Linked DNA regions of Homo sapiens: region 2 is linked to region 1. Evidence: chromatin loops called from intact Hi-C (ENCODE). Cell type or tissue: mammary epithelial cell. All regions are shown on one strand. Each heading gives the region's core, and the rest is flanking DNA. Links, peaks and the distances in the headings are about the cores only.

Region 1 (8,339 bases), core at 126-8,125:
ATACCTGCTAAGTGGTAGAACCAGGTTTGTAACCCAGACTGTCTGGCCCCAAACCAGAGTTCCTCAACACTGCAGTGACAAATCTCAGCTGAGAAGCTGTATTCCAGCACAGCTTCACGTAGTCCTCTTGAAATACACATGTCCATTGCATGGTTTACACACAAGTCTATTTGCTTGTCTGCCCACACACTGGACTATAATCTCCTTGAATGTAGGAGACTCATTTCTCAATGTCTGGGATATAGATGGCATTCATGCAGATGGTAATGAGGGCAGTTGTAGCTATGCGTATTTTCTTCCTTGCTTGTTATGTGTATACACTGGTATGTATTACCTATTTTCTTATCTCTCTATCTTCTCTTTTAATGCAAGTATTTTTGAAGTTAAATGTACAATTTTGTCTTTAGGCAGTGAATTATTCAGATGGGACTGCAACTGAAGTCTAGGGGTGGTTAATGTAGCCCAAAGACAGTAACCGTTTTCCAGAAATGAATGTGATGCCTATGGGGTCTTTGCAGCTTCCCAGTTTGGGGAGAGGGTGAGAACATCTTTCTCTGAATGAAAGACAGTTGCACCTTTTTAGATGGAAACACTTGTGTGGCTGTCAGAGGAAAAGTTGAAAGGTGTGGAAGGGTGTATGTGGATGCTGAGTAGCTGGAGGGGTGATCTGTGCCATTTAAGTTGTCTCAGCTTCAGAACCACCTCTATCTCCGGTTAGTGAAGCCAGAGCTAGACTGTGCAAACATTCCTGCTTTGCCTGCTGGCTGCATGTTGGCTCTGCCAGTAAGGTGCGCTGGAGGGAAACTGCCAAGCTGGTGAAGGGACTCGGACATGTCTGCTTGCTCCACATGGACTTCCTTATGACTTGAGACTCCTGGGAGTGTGACTCTAGTAGAACTTCTTCACTCCAGCAGCAAGAGTTTCTTCCTAAAACAGCCCCTGAATCCAGTTTTAACACTTGCAGAACTAGTCTCATCATGCCTGTCCTGGAGACATCAGCATCAGCCCTCTGGCATACTCTCTCCAGGCCAACAGGTCCCAGGCCCTCAGAGCACAGGGACTCCAGTACTAGCTAAGCAGTACTCCCTTCTCAGAGGCCTCAGTATCAGCACCATGAGACCCCCTCCTGCAAGCTTTATAAACTTTGATGGTTCCAATGTCTTAACTTTGTCCCCTCAGCCCTAGAGGTGGTAGCTGCTTTCTGTAGTTTACTTACCCAGTGATGACTTGATCTTCTCTTCTTACTCTCTCAGTTTTCTAGCTAACAACTTATACCTAGTTAACACTTAATATCTGCGGCCATACAACCATGAACAAGCCTGATTTTGGAAGCTAAGCAGGGTCAGGCCTGGTTAGTATTCGAGTGGGAATTAATGCTTAACATTAAAATCTTTTAAAATAACTGGTGTGGACTGAACTCCAACTGACACAATGGTAAGGCTAATCTGTTTTGATTTTCCAGATCAAAAAACTATTCTTTAAGGGTACCCTAAATGTGGCAGATTCAAGTGTTTCACTTGAATATTAATCCTTATATGCTTTTAAAAACCATATTATTTTGGCTTTCAAGGCTATATTTATATACTTCGATATCTACTTTTAACTTTCTAGGCCCAGAACAAGAACTGCAACAATATATTCCAAAACAGAATACATTCTATTTTCTTCATGGGAGGCAATTGAAGTGTGTGTGACTATACCTTCAGATCTGTCTTGCTTAGGTCAGTATTATGTTGAGTTCATCAATGCATGTGTTGATAGCAGCAGCAAGATGGCCCAGAACTGGGTTAGAATCACTGGCTGAAAAAGTGACCTGGGCTTAAGAGTCTGTTGCCCATCTTTGAAGCCGGATATCATACTTCACTGCAAGGTATTATTTCTGACATGAAAAGACTTAGCTCATTAAATTTGGCAATTTGTATTCTTACATGAGACTATTTTAAAAGAATTTGAGAAGTGCCACAAAGCACTTTGAGGGGTTTTGGGGGAGGGAACGGTGGCATCTGGGTTTAGTCATAAAAGTAACACAAGACGTAGCTGAAGACCAGGTATCGAATCTAGCGTTGGCAGACTGGGCCAAATGGAAGGATTCTAAGGTGAGTGGCATTACCTTGCTGTAAGTTTTTATAGCAAAAATTTCTCTGTTCAGATATTTAAATACAGCTTTTCATAGCATTGGAATTGCTTTAAAGGTAATTGATTTCCTTTGACTATATCCTTTCGCCATTTGGGTATGAGCAATTCCAAGGGACAAGGAAGAAAAAAATAAGGAGGAAAAGTTTCTGTAATATAAATTCCCTGAAGAAAATGGATGTGTATGTTGAGTTGCAATAGCCAAGGGTAAGTCTCCATTGTAGGCCATACAATTGAAAATATATCTATCTCTACTTCCTGAAATGATCAGAAGGTAGACTCTGCTTACAGGCCCCAAGACTACAAACCCCTTTACAAAAAAAATGTTCAAGACTTATTGCAAGATTTTAACAAAAGTGTACATCCAGTTATGCATACACCAGAGTGATAATTCACATTTCTCCCAAGGTTTAAAGAGCACGTCCCCATCATAGACTTGTCAAATAGGCAAGTTATCATTTAACATGCAGTGGGTAGAAGGCAGCTCACTTACAGACTTAGATCCATCTGTAGAGAATAATTGGTTTAAACTTAATAGTCAATATTCAAATGTAATGCATTTGAATATTGTCACTTGCATCCATAAAACTTTTAGCAGGGTTTTTAATGAGTTGAATTTAAAAAAGGGATTGGGCCTAGAAAAGGGATCTGAGGACCAAAAGTCCCCTAGTTAATTCCTTTGATTACCTTTCCAAACTGGGGCTCTGTTGAAGAAAGTGTCTAGCTTATGTTAAGCAATGGGGTCTGTTTGAAAGCTCTAGGATGGTAAAAATTTCTTACAAAGGGAAGCAAGTGAGTGCAGCACAAGGAGGAAGTATACAATTTTCTCACTCGTTGGGTGTAGTCTCAGGTCCCTTCAGTTCAAAAAGTGCAAAATTAGTCAGGAAATACACCCAAGGGGTGTTATCACAAGGCAAGGATTACAAATGAAAGCTCAAAAACATATAAAAAGGCTCACAAGCACAGTTCCCCATCTAAAAATAGCTAGTTTGTTATCCTGGTTCTCAGGGACTGGCTGTTTCCTTCATTAGAAGATTGAAAAGAGAAGTAAGATGACACATGTAAAAACAAAGGAAGATCTAAAGTTATCTTATAGTCCTGACTCCTTTTTAAGGCCTCAGATAGAACAGAAAGCTGTAAAGGAAACTCTGCTATATGAATAAAATTAGCTTCCATTTAAGTGAAGATCTCTAACTTGGATTTTGGACTTAATGCAAATCTCCCTGAAAGAATGCAGAGACTTCCCCCTTCTGTGGGACTAGCATCAGATGACTGCAAGAGATTCTGGAGCTTGCAACATCTCTCCTGGTTTCTGAGAAGGCTCTGAGAAATTTATTCTGGAAGACTGCATGAGTCATCTTAGAATGACTATGGGCTTTGCAATAATAAAAATCAGCTGTTGCTTAGTCCTTAGTGATTCATATAAAATGTCTAGTGTTTTGAATCCTTCAATTGCCAGCATGGTGGACAATGATTAGTCTAGGCTTTATAGGGGTAAAGTTGGTTGGCACTTCTTATATATCCTTATCCTTTCTACCAGTAGGAATGTGTTGGCATCAGCAATGGTACTACTTAATGATTCCAAGGTTTTGAAGCAATATCATAATACAAGTGTCAACCATCCTCCCCTGTGACTCCCAAGCCTACCTTCTTACCCTAATTATACAGAGCAGGCAGGAAAAGTGCTTTGCCAGTCTCAAAATGCTGGTAAAAGGAATAACTTGAGTTAAGGACTTAGTGGTAGCCCCATTCAACAGATGGTAGGGAATTTATTTTTAACATTAAGGGGAATGGGACAAACACCTAGTATACCAACCACTAAGAACACTTATTCCGAAAGGCCTATGAAACAGAATGTGTCTCTCTTTTTTTTTTTTTCTTGAGATAGAGTTTCACTCTTGTTGCCCAGGCTGGAGTGCAGTGGCGCAATCTCGGCTTACTGCAACCTCTGCCTCCCAGGTTCAAGCCATTCTCCTTCCTCAGCCTCCCGAGTAGCTGGGATTACAGCCACCCACCACCATGCCTGGCTAAGTTTTTGTATTTTTAGTAGAGACAGGGTTTCACCATGTTGGCCAGGCTGGTCTCGAGCTCCTGACCTCCCTCAGGTCCTGCCTCGGCCTCCCAGAGTGCTGGGATTATAGGTGTGAGCCACCGCATCCGGCTGAATGTGTCTCTATTTTATGAATAATGAAATGGACACAGCAACAGAAAATCAATCCGCCATAAGCCATTGGGCTCAAAGTGAGCATAGTCTGTGTTTTCTCTTCTCTTATATATACTGTCTCTCTTGTCTTTTCTTGAATCCCACTGATTTTAACCTGGATTTTATAAGCTACTTTCAAAAAGTCATCATCCCACTGACATTAACACACCATTAATTTTTAGCAAGAAGCCACATATAATAGACACAGGGAAAGGAATTAAGGAGACTCAAGAAGAAAGCAACATAAACATATTTGTTTAGAATGTCCAGTACTTTGTACTGGACAGAGAATGTGCTTCCTTGTTTCTTTGAACTTTCTGCCTGCCTCAGCTAAAGTGCGGAATTAGGACAACATGTGAAATATTAACCTCTAAGACAGACCTCGGGGTCCAAGAGGGCAGCAAACAGCCTTCACTGCTATCTTCAAAGTAGCTCTTTAAGAATAGGGGTCATTACCAGCGATGCTGTAGCAAAGTTAGACTGTTTCTGATACTTTATGCAAATCCTTCCTTTAACTGCTTTTTTGGATTCTTATGCTTTTAGGAAGGCTCTTCTGCTCTGCAAAGACCAAACTGAGCAGACAGTAAGATTTTTACAGCCTGTTTCACTGAGGAATGAGACTATGCTAATGCATACTGAAAAGGAGTCCTTAGAAGATTTTCTTGTAAATGCTGACACTACTGTAGGGGCCTCACTAACAAAACAAGCCCGAGTCAATGAGCTATCCACAAGTTATGCATTTACAGCGAGGAGGTATCATTGCCTTTAATCTTTGAAAATGATATGGCAGGACTTAGAGGACTTAGTAAATCTTGAACCAAGATGCTTTCCCTGTTTTTGGAACCAAGTCAGACCAGAGTTAAGATTCTATCAAACAGTTAACTTTGGGTAGAGGTGGGATAGCATAGCAGCTAATAGCTCAGGCTTGTGAGTCCCACCCACCCAGGATTCATCATTTCCTGGCTCTGTGGCTTGAGACAATTTATCTAATGTTCATTTCTTCATTGGTAAAATGAGAATATAGTTTGCTGAGCTATTAGAAAAAAAATCAGTAAGAACTTACATAGCGACAGCTGCACCTGGCTTAGAAAGTGCTTAACAAATGGTAGCTGTATTAGTCTGTTCTCACACTGCTGTTAAAGACATACCTGAGACTGGGTTATTTATTTATTTATTTATTTATTTATTTATTTATTTTTGAGACGGAGTCTTGCTCTGTCGCCCAGGCTGGAGTGCAGTGGTGCGATCTCGGCTCACTGCAAGCTCCGCCTGCCGGGTTCACGCCATTCCCCTGCCTCAGCCTCCCAAGTAGCTGGGACTACAGGCGCCTGCCATCATGCCTGGCTAATTTTTTGTATTTTTGAGACTCGGTAATTTATAAAGAAAAAGAGGTTTAACGGACTCACAGTTCCACGTAGCTGGGGAGGCCTCACAATCGTGGTGGAAGGTGAAAGGCACGTCTTACATGGTGGCAGACAAGAAAGACAGCCAATCGAAAAGGGAAACCCCTTTTAAAACCATCAGACCTCATGAGACTTATTCACTACCAAGAGAACAGTATGGGGGAAACTGCCCCCATGATTCAATTACCTCCCACCAGGTCCCTCCCACAATACATGGGAATTATGGGAGCCACAGTTCAAGATAAGATTTGGGTGGAGACAAAGCCAAACCATATCAGTAGCTACTATTAAACCAAAGCTAGGTCACAGAAGCTATGTGTTGTGTAGTCTTGTGCTCTTTCCAACATTGCATTTCCACAGTAAGTGTTTAAACACTTTTAGAACAGTAAGAACCTATGCTCAAATGACTAATAAGTGGAAAGGTGGAATGGTGTAATACTTTATTTATTTATTTATTCTGAGACAGAGTTTTGCTCTTGTTGCCCAGGCTGGAGTGCAGTGGTGCAATCTCAGCTCACTAAAACCTCCACCTCCTGGGTTCAAGTGATTCTCCTGCCTCACCCTCCCAAACAGCTGAGATTACAGGCATCAGCCACCACACCTGGCCAATTTTTTGTATTTTTAGTAGAGACAGGGTTTCACCATGTTGTCCAGGCTGATCTTGAACTCCTGACCTCAGGTGATCCATCTGCCTTGGCCTCTCAAAATGTTGTAATTACAGGCTTGACCCACTGCACCCAGCCTAGTATTTTAACTAGTAAAGCCCAGGTGGAAAAGTGAGATGGTTTGCCAGTGTAAGAGCCACCTCCTGCTCAGCTCTGCCTTCTGAGCCTACAAAAGTTGGGTTCTGATAGAAACAGACTCTGGGAACAAAATCTACTCTAAGTTACCCAGAGATGCCTGTTCCAATGAATCCTGAGTTAAAATTCATGCCTACGTCATTATCACGGACAGTTTAGAAGCTCTGCTTCACATCATCTGGGAAAATTTTACTGTGGAATTCTTAAAACATTGATATTCATGGCATTCCCAGATAAATTAGATCACAGTCTCTGGGCATAGAGACCCAGGTATCAATATATTTTAAAGATTCCTAAATCATTTCAATATACTGACCTATGTGAGGTGCGATGGTTTACTTTAACAACGCTTTATCTGCTTAAAGAAATACCAAGTGGGTTAGACTTGAGCTGGAAGAAAAATAGAGAATAATTTGGCCACATCATTTTATTATAATGATTAGAAAACTGAGGGCAAGAAAGAGAGTTTGACTTGTCTAATTGTGAAATAGCTGGAGGGGACAAAGCTGGCACCAGGAAAGATCTAGCATGAGACTGTAATGCCTTATTCCTAGAGATTACCTGTGTTTGTTTTTAAAAACCATTTTTTAAAAACAGGATGTACAAAGCCCATTACATGGGGACTGAACCAAGAATGCCTTCCATTTAGCAGATATACCAAGCAAAAGAACAAGAAGATAGCTTAGCAGGGTAATTTGAACATGGTATTTTATAGATGTTTTCTGAATCAAAATAGAAAAAGGATCTTACATGGTCTCATTATACATTGTCACTAGATTCCTTTTTGCCTAGGTAGCAGGAGTTACTTGGTCAAACTGTCTCATTAATATTGATTTGGCTGCTTTGCCTAGGTCTGAGACTTGCAGATCAAAGCATTTAAATTTATTTCGGTACATTCTCTACTATTCAGTGTTTGGCCTTTTAGTTTTAGTTTTTTTGGAATTTTTTTTTTTTTTTTTGAGCATGATAGGAAGTCTAAGCTCTTGAATTGGCAACTTTCAATACTCTGGACTCATTATAACCCATCCTAATTTTGTACCCACCTCTACCCATTTTGTTTTTTTTAATAACTTGTTATTAAGAATGTCTCTTATTGGAGCATAAGAAACAGTCCTCTCCTTGCGATAGTTTGCTGAGAATGATGGTTGCTAGCTTCATCCATGTCCGTACAAAGGACATTAACTCATCATTTTTTATGGCTGCATAGTATTCCATGGTGTATGTGCCACATTTTCTTAATCCAGTCTATCATTGTTGGACATTTGGCTTGGTTCCAAGTCTCTGCTATTGTGAATAGTGCCACAATAAACATACGTGTGCATGTGTCTTTATAGCAGCATGATTTATAATCCTTTGGGTATATACCCAGTAATGGGATTGCTGAGTCAATGTTCTCACTCATAGGTGCGAATTGAACAATGAGAGCACATGGACACAGGAAGGGGAACATCACACACCAGGGTCTGTTGTGGGGTGGGGGGAGGGGGGAGGGATAGCATTAGGAGATATACCTAATGTTAAATGACGAGTTGATGGGTGCGGCACACCAACATGGCACATGTATACATACGTAACTAACCTGCACATTGTGCACATGTACCCTAAAACTTAAAGTATAATAAAAAAAAAGAAAAAGTAAAATTAAAAAAATAAATAAATAAAAAATAAATGCATGTATTATTATCTAAAAAAAAAAAAAAAAGAAAGAAACAGTCCCCTCTATAAAGAACGTTTAGAAGAGTTTAAACTTCAAAGAAGCTTTATGCATCCAAATAAGGGCACATTCTTTGTTTTTGGATT
Region 2 (8,339 bases), core at 204-8,203, 1.3 Mb after region 1:
TTTCTCTGAGTAGCTTCCTCTTCTCTGGTACTCTACTCTGCAACTTCTAGCTGTGTCAGCCTCTCCAAAGTCCAATCTCCATCTCCTCACGCAGCAAGACCACTGTGGTCTATCTGGTTTCCTCTTCTGTGTGCCCATTCCCTGGAGACTACCTTCAGGTAGAAATTAAGGGAGCTCAGCCACGCACGGTAGCTCACACCTGTAATTCCAGCACTCTGGGTGGCCAAGAACGCCAGATTACCTGACGTCAGGAGTTCAAGACCAGCCTGGCCAATATGGTAAAACCCCATCTCTACTAAAATTACAAAAATTAGCCAGGCGTGGTGGCACACACCTGTAATCCCAGCTACTCAGGAGGCTGAGGCAGGAGAACCGCTTGAGCCTGGGAGACAGAGGTTACAGTGAGCCGAGATCATGCCAATGCACTCCAGCCTGGGCCAACAGAGCGAGACTCTGTCTCAAAAAAAAGAAAAAAAAGAAATTAAGGAAGCTTATAGGGATCATCTTGTTTTTGCCCCTTCTCTCAAAGATAAGAGTCCTATGCTGACTACTGTCCAATGGTTGAAAACAGTTTTTTTTTTATATCTTTTGTCCAATTTTCTAGTTGTTTGGGGCCATCCAGGTCTAGTTCTAGAAACTCTCTCATGGCTGTCAGTAGAAATCCATGCCTACTTTTTAAAGTATTTTTGTATCCGTTATTGGATTTCAGCCTTATAAGAACCCCATGAGGCAATTGCAAGTGAAGAAATATATAGCCAATCAAGGACACAGAATAATTAGGACTACTATAATAGTAATAATAATAATAACTAATATTTATTGAGTATTTACTACATGACAGGCAATATATTAAGTACATTACATACGTAAATTCATGTCACCATCACAACAGCATTGAGGTAGATATTTTCTGCAGAAAAGGAAACTTAAACACAGAGAAGCTGAATAACTTGCCTAATATTGCAAAGCTGGTCAACAGCAGAACTAGGATAAGAAACAAAGCCATCTGGCACTAATGCCAGACCATAATCACTGTATTGTAAAATCTGTTGTTATTTTCCTATTGCATAAACAAAGCCTTCTGTACACAAAACAACAGGGGAATGGGAAGAGTAAGGGTTATGAGAAAAAGAATCCTGCCATCCTTGTGAGATTAAAAAAAGAAGAAAAAGAATAAGACCCAGAATAGAGCAATTATTATCAAGTGCCATATTTTCATTCGGGAGGAGGGTGAGAAAATTTTATTCCCAAAGGTCCTTTGTGGTTTGGGTATGAAATAAAATACATTCTCAGAATACTATATTCTAATTTGGAGTTTTTAAACGTATATTCTATAGATATCATGCAGTAAATGGTAGCTAGCTTATAAAAACGTTTTTAGCCATAATACAGCCAAAAAACATCACAGCTTTATAAATATTTACTGAGGGCCTAGTAAGTGCCACAAATTATTCTAAGAGCTGAAGACACTATACAAGTTAGATAAATTCCTTACTGTCCTGGAGCTTACATTCTTACAAAAGAAAAACAACATATAAACAAAATATTCTAAACACACTAAATAAGTGTATACAGTAACTTCAAAAAGGGAGAAATGCTCAAAAACAAAATGCACTGATGTGATAGAAAAAGGGTGAGTACAGGGATGTTACTTCAGACTGGGTAATCAGAGAGCAGACTGCTGAGAAAATGACAAATGAGCAGAAATCCAAAGGACAGGAAGACAGGCAGCAGAAAACCAGAGAAAAAAGGTTTTCAGACAGAGTCATAGCACAAAGTTGTATAATAACTATGTTCAAAAAAATGAAGAAGGCCCATCTGGCTAAAATGTAGTGAAAATAAGCACAGTTTAAGATGAAGTTGATTTGGTAGGCAGGGACTCAGTATTTTTTTTAATCTAATTTAATTATTCTTCCTTATATTACTTTCAATCAAGTTTAGTAGCCTCTTAAATATTTTTTTGCTGGGCATGGTGGCTCACACCTGCAATCTCAGCACTTTGGGAGGCTGAGGCAGGCAGATCACTTGAGGTCAGGGGTTCAAGACCAGCCTGGCCAACATGGCGAAATCCCATCTCTACTAAGAATACAAAAATTAGCTGGGCATGGTGGCACACACTTGTAATCCCAGCTACCTGGGAGGCTGAGGCAGGGAGGATTGCTTAAACCTAGGAGAAGGAGGTTGCAGTGAGCCAAGATCGCGCCACTGCACTCCAGCCTGGGCAACAGTGCAAGACTCCACCTCAAAAAAATATATATCTTTGTAGTTATTTTCTAAAGCAGTATATACATTACTCAAAAATAAATGCTAAAGAGCAAAAAATGTAATCATGTTATAGTGTTCTCCATCCAAAATAAAGCATCCAATCCCACTGGTTTTAGTGAAATGACTCAATGTTTCGACATACAGGCAGAAAACAAGAGTTATTGTGTTTGTCTACAATGCTGATATCTCTTCTCTGTCACAGGAAATTCAGAGGGAATCCGATGGCAATAACAGAACAGCTTTTCCTTCCACACATTAGTGTGGTTAAAAGTTAATGAACTTTTAACAGGCATTTACAGGAGTTCCTAAAGATGTTTTATGGATGTACTCAAAGTATTCATAAATGAGGAGAATTTACATTTGGTTTTCTTCTAAGACAGACTAGTCAATCTTACAGAGTTCTGTGAGATAAAAATCTTTATGCCTAAAATACCACAAATGAGAATTCACAACCTAACATTAGCTAGTTAAGTTAATTGATCTTGATTGCTATTTATTTTCCACCCTTTATTCCCAATTTGAGATGCTAGTATTTCATAGCTTAAGCACATTTTGTTTTATATTAAGTTATAATAAAAGATTACACCAGAATCAAAAATAAAAACAGACCTAAAAGCTAATATATTGGTTCCTCAACTTTGATTCATGTTTACAAAAATTATTAACAAGAAATCTTATCACCACTCTTACCAGTTTTTTTTTTTTTTTTTTAAGGAACAAAGAAAAAAGTGTGTCTTGCTTAGTATTAATTCATTTTCTTTTAAATTCTCAAACTCTTCAACACCACATGGAAGATACCAGTCAAAGGCACACAGGCCTGATTTTAGATTTCTGGATGATCTGAAGTGTATTCTGTCCCAAACAAAGGCCTATTAGGCTACTATTCCTGCTGGTCATACATATGTCTTCTAAAAATCATGTATTTATTCAAATCAACAATTCTTATACTGTCAAGTGTAATTTTTCTAATATATTTTCTTCACAGAGGACAATGCTTTAAGATTTTTATAAAAATATGGCTCTCAACAGATACCAAACACAGCAAAGAGACAGACATAGGCACAATGTCTTTCTAATGGCTGCACTAACAGAGATGGCAATATAATATTATTTATCTCCCAATATGATGCAGTATAAAGCACAAATGTTACCTACGACATATACTTGCCAAAAATATTTAGACTCAATCTCTACACCTAACTTTCAGTTTACAAGAAACACATGAGATAGAGGAACAAATTAAATGATACACACAAGGAAGCAATCAAATAGAAAATTGGTCTGGACTCTTCCAATAGTCAGTGTCATGGGGGATAAAAGTAGAAAACCCAAGGATGCCAAAAGACACTAAAGAGACATAATAACCAAATATAATCTGTGAACTCCTTAGATCCTGGTTTTAAAAACATGTACTGTAAAAGACATTTGGGGGAAAACAGGCAAAACCTAAACATGAACTAATATTAGATATAAAATTGTTAATTTTTGTAGGTTTGATAAAAGATATGTTAGGTAAGATAATATCCTTATTCTTAGAAAAAACATGAGGAATTAGGAGTAGGTGTCATAATGTCTGAAACTTACTTTCAAATAGATCAGCAAAAACACCCTGTAAATATGCAATTATGTATGCCTGTGTGTGTGTATGTGTATGCATGTGTAGAAAGACAGGGATAAAGCAAATATTAAGAATTGTTGAGTCTAGATAGAGGAAATACGAGATTGTCCTATTCTTTTGTTTTGTTTTGGAGACAGCGTCTCACTCTGTCACCCAAGCTGGAACCCAATAGCAGAGTCACACCTCATCGTAGCCTCAACCACTGGGCTCAAGCAATCTTCCTGCCTCGGCCTCTCAAAGCACAGAAATTACAGACACAAGCCACCACACACAGCCAGAATTTTTTAAAACTGGAACTGGAATCATACTAGATATACGATTTATTTATTTGTTTATTTATTTGACAGGGTCTCACTCTGTAGCCCAGGGTGGAGGGCAGTGGCAAGATCATAGCTCACCGCATCCTCGAACTCCTGGGCTCAAGCGATCCTCCCACCTTGGCCTCCCAAAGTGCTGGGATTACTAGTATAAGCCACTGCACCCAGCCAGTTGTACTATTCTTTAATACAGATTTGAAATTTTTTCAAAATAAAAAAGGCCTTTTCCACCATAGATTAGAGATACCATTCTATATTTTCTTCTATTAATTGCATAGTTTTACCTTTCACAAATTTTTAATCCCTCCAGGGTCCATCTTTGTGCATGGTATTAGATACAGACACAGTTTTATTTTCCTCTAGGTAGTAATCCAGTTTTCTCAACAGAATCTACTAAAAAATTTGTCTTTTCCCCACTGACTAATGAAAAATGATTTTTGGTCCTTCTTAAAAATCTAAGCAGAAAAAGGAGAAAAGGAATAAAAAAGTAAGAAAAAGAGGAAAGGAAAAAAGAAAAAAGAAATGGGTGCATATAGGAACAACTTAGCTAAAGAAGGGCTAAAAATAAATGAAGCTATTATCAACTTCCTGTACAGCAAGTCATATTTACTTAAGTATATAAGAAGTAAATGGCAAAGAATAACTAAATACCTATTTTTTTTTATGTATGTGCCCTCAAAGCTATTCAGGAAATGCCTAATTTACCTGATACATAATGTTATAAGCAGAAAGTTTCCAGTGATAAGACCACCTTTTACTGACCAATCACTTGAATTACATTTTACTTAGCATTTACTCTTCTTTAGGCACAACAAAAATGATGGCAAAGCAGGGACATAATTAGCATCCTGAAAACTATTTTACAAACTTTCATTGCATCCTGAAAACTATTTTACAAACTTTCATTTTTCAGGTGACTTTGAAACACCTTATTTCTTTGATTAATTTAGCACCTAGAATAGATTTTTAAACATGAATTTATCAAATTCATAACTCTTCATCCCATTACGGACAGTGAGCTAGAAAATGTAAGCTCTTCTCCATAAAAAAAAAACTTTAAATACATACCTTTTATTTTCAGCCAAACTGGCTCCTTCATCCTTCAGCTGTTTACTTTTCTCAGCACAGCCTTCAAGAAGAATTTCTTTCCTACGTTTAATGGCATGAAGCCAGTTCCCTTCATCGTTGTCAACTACATCCTTCTCATCAGCAGCTTCAGCTTCAAACTGCTGGGAAGTGACCTTTGAGACCTTCTCACCAATTTTCCTCTTCCACCCAAAGGAAGCCATTCTGGAAAATTACAAAGAAACAGCTTTAAAATTCTAACTTGATCTTTTTTTTTTTTTGAGATGGAGTCTCACTCTCGTTGCCCAGGCTGGAGTACGATGGCACGACCTCGGCTCACCGTAACCTCCGCCTCCCGGGTTAAGTGATTCTCCTGCCTCAGCCTCCCGAATAGCTGGGATTACACTCATGCACCACCCACACCGGCTAATTTTTGTATTTTTACTAGAGACGGGGTTTCTCCATGTTGGTCAGGCTGGTCTCAAACTCCCGACCTCAGGTGATCTGCCCATCTCGGTCTCCCAAAGTGCTGGGATTACAAGCATGAGCCACCACGCCCGGCCCAAAACTTGGTCTTTTATGGAAGTATTCCAACCCATAGGTAAAGAGGAAATAACAGGATTAGACTATCACCATTTTTCAACCCTAATTAGTGGCTGTAGGCAATAATCATCAATGGCCACTAACATCACTAAGAAAGACAACTGGACATCACACACCTCCTGATGGAAGTAGCATGTCACTCATGAAGTAAGTACTCCTACAAAAATTAACCCTGAGTCAGATCAGGCCTCTACCTATAAGAAATACAGGATAAAGTGAAGCATGCTCAATAACACATCAGAGATGCAGATAGCAAAAAACAGAAACTAAAGGAAAATAAAGCTGGTTTCTTCAAGAAATAAACTGCCAGGAAAGAAAGAAGAGAAAGAACAAGGTAACCCCTAAATTAAGAGAGACTTAAGAGACATACTAACCAACATAACATGTGGATCTTGTTTCACTCCTGATTCAAAAAAGCCAATGAGAAGAAAACTTTTTTTTTTCTGAGACAAAGTTTTGCTCTTGTTGCCCAAGCTGTAGTGCAACGGCCCGATCTCGGATCACTGCAACCTCTGCCTCCCAGGTTCAAGCAATTCTCCTGCCTCAGCCTCCCGAGTAGCTGGGATTATAGGCAGGCACCACCACGCCTGGGTAATTTTTTGTATTTTTAGTAGAAACGGGATTTCACCATGTTAGCCAGGCTGGTCTCAAACTCCTGACCTTAGGAGATCCGCCCACCTCGGCCTCCCAAAGTTCTGAGATAACAGGCGTGAGCCATTGCACCCAGCCAGAAGGAAACATTTATGAAATAGGAGGAATGGGAACACCGATTTGATATTTGATGATATTAAGAAATCACTGTTTTGTTTTGTTTTTTTGAGATGGAGTTTTGCTCGTTTCCCCAGCTGGAGTGCAATGGCACGACCTCGGCTCATTGCAACCTCTGCCTCCCAGGTTCAAACAATTCTCCTGCCTCAGCCTCCCGAGCAGCTGGGATTACAGGCATGCGTCACAATGCCCTTCTAATTTTATATTTTTAGTAGAGATGGAGTTTCACTATGTTGGTGAGGGTGGTCTTGAACTCCTGACCTCAGGTGATCCACCCACCTCACCCTCCCAAATTGCTGGGATTACAGGCGTGAGCCACCGCACCTGGCAAATTATGGCTATTTTTTCTTTGGTGTGATAATGGTATTGTAATTATGCTTACAAAAGGAACCCCTAGGTTTTAGAAATATAAACTGAAATATTTCATATAAAATTATAAGACATCTAGGAATTGTTTTAAAGCAATCAGTGGAGGTTGGGAGTGCAATGCAAGAGAAAATATACATGAAATTAGATTGCTTTTAATTGATAACTAATGAAGTTGAATGATGAGTACATAGTGTTCATTGTACTTTTTCCTTTCATATGTGTTAAAATTTTCCATAATAAAAAGGTTTTAAAAGATTCAAACTTGGTAAACGACTTAACTCACAAAATTATTGGGTAAATTTTAAAATAACAGATGCTGGCCGGGCACGGTGGCTCACGTCTGTAATCCTAGCACTTTGGGAGGCCAAGGCCAGTGGATCATTTGAGGTCAGGAGTTTAAGACCAGCCTGGCCAAACCCCATCTCTACTAAAAATACAAAAATTAGCCAGGCGTGGTGGTACATGCCTGTAATCCCAGCTACTCAGGAGACTGAGGCAAGAGAATTGCTTGAACCCGGGAGGCGGAGGTTGCAGTGAGCCTGGGCAACAGAGCAAAACTCCATCTCAAAAAATAAATAAATAACAAATGCTGAACTTTTCAGTAAATCTGCAATGATATACAAATGTAAGAAATAAAGAGAGGATAAATGATAAAACAAAGTTAACAGAAATCCTGAAATAATTCAACAAATATTTATTTAGAGAAGAGATTAACTGAGGGATCCAAAAATTTACTAGTTGTATAGATGGTCTTCAAGATACTAAGAAACACTGGGAACTGTATATAAATTGTACAAAATTCTTTATATCTGTGTACATTTTGGAGAATAGTGTTTAAGCTTTCATTCCATTCTTAAAGGAGTCTATAACCACAAGGAGATTTTGATCAAATGATCAACTAGAGAAACAGAGAAAAAAAGCAATGAACCAAAAAACATAAAGAAAAGAAAAGCAACGAATCAGAGGGCTTTATGAAACTACCAAAGAATGGGCACTGTGGGAGTATGGGAGGGAGAGAAATGAAATACTGCATAAGTTCGAGCAGGTTTCAAGGTCTTCATTACTGATGCACATGGCTGAAGTGATGTATAAGTACAGGCCTATCTCAGAGTTGTTGCACGGTCAGTTCCAGACCACTGCAATAAAGTGAATAATACTAAAAAGTGGGTCACACAAATGCTTTGGTCTCCCTATGCATATAAAAGTTATGTTTACACTATACTATAGTCTAATTAAGTGTTATAGCATCATATCTTTAAAAATGTACATGCCTTGCTAGGTGCAGTGGCTCACGCCTGTAATCCCAGCACTCTGGGAGGCTGAGGTGGGCAGAT

What was found. A loop is a pair of places that touch in the nucleus more often than their neighbours do. Peaks named below come from ENCODE experiments on the same cell type or tissue, not always from the same donor. Only the 100,000 strongest peaks of a DNase experiment are listed, where the experiment ranks them.
Region 2: it touches region 1 in a loop (6-fold over the local background); 2 of 110 quality-filtered maps call a loop at or near these places.

What each region holds. Positions count from the first base shown.
Region 1 is chr5:39,396,236-39,404,574 of GRCh38, forward strand. The region is part of intron 1 of DAB2 (DAB adaptor protein 2); the gene reads right to left. Among named protein-coding and RNA genes, the nearest start is that of DAB2, 25 kb to the right of the region's middle. In mammary epithelial cell, for the core only: no CTCF peak of the experiment used is centred there; a DNase peak (open chromatin) is centred at 3,466; H3K27ac peaks cover 1,721 bases.
Region 2 is chr5:40,741,530-40,749,868 of GRCh38, forward strand. TTC33 (tetratricopeptide repeat domain 33) reads right to left here. Exons shown (of 5, transcript NM_012382.3): 2 at 5,269-5,490. The coding sequence starts at 5,489. It also overlaps a transcript of PTGER4 not described here. Among named protein-coding and RNA genes, the nearest start is that of TTC33, 10 kb to the right of the region's middle. In mammary epithelial cell, for the core only: no CTCF peak of the experiment used is centred there; no DNase peak of the experiment used is centred there.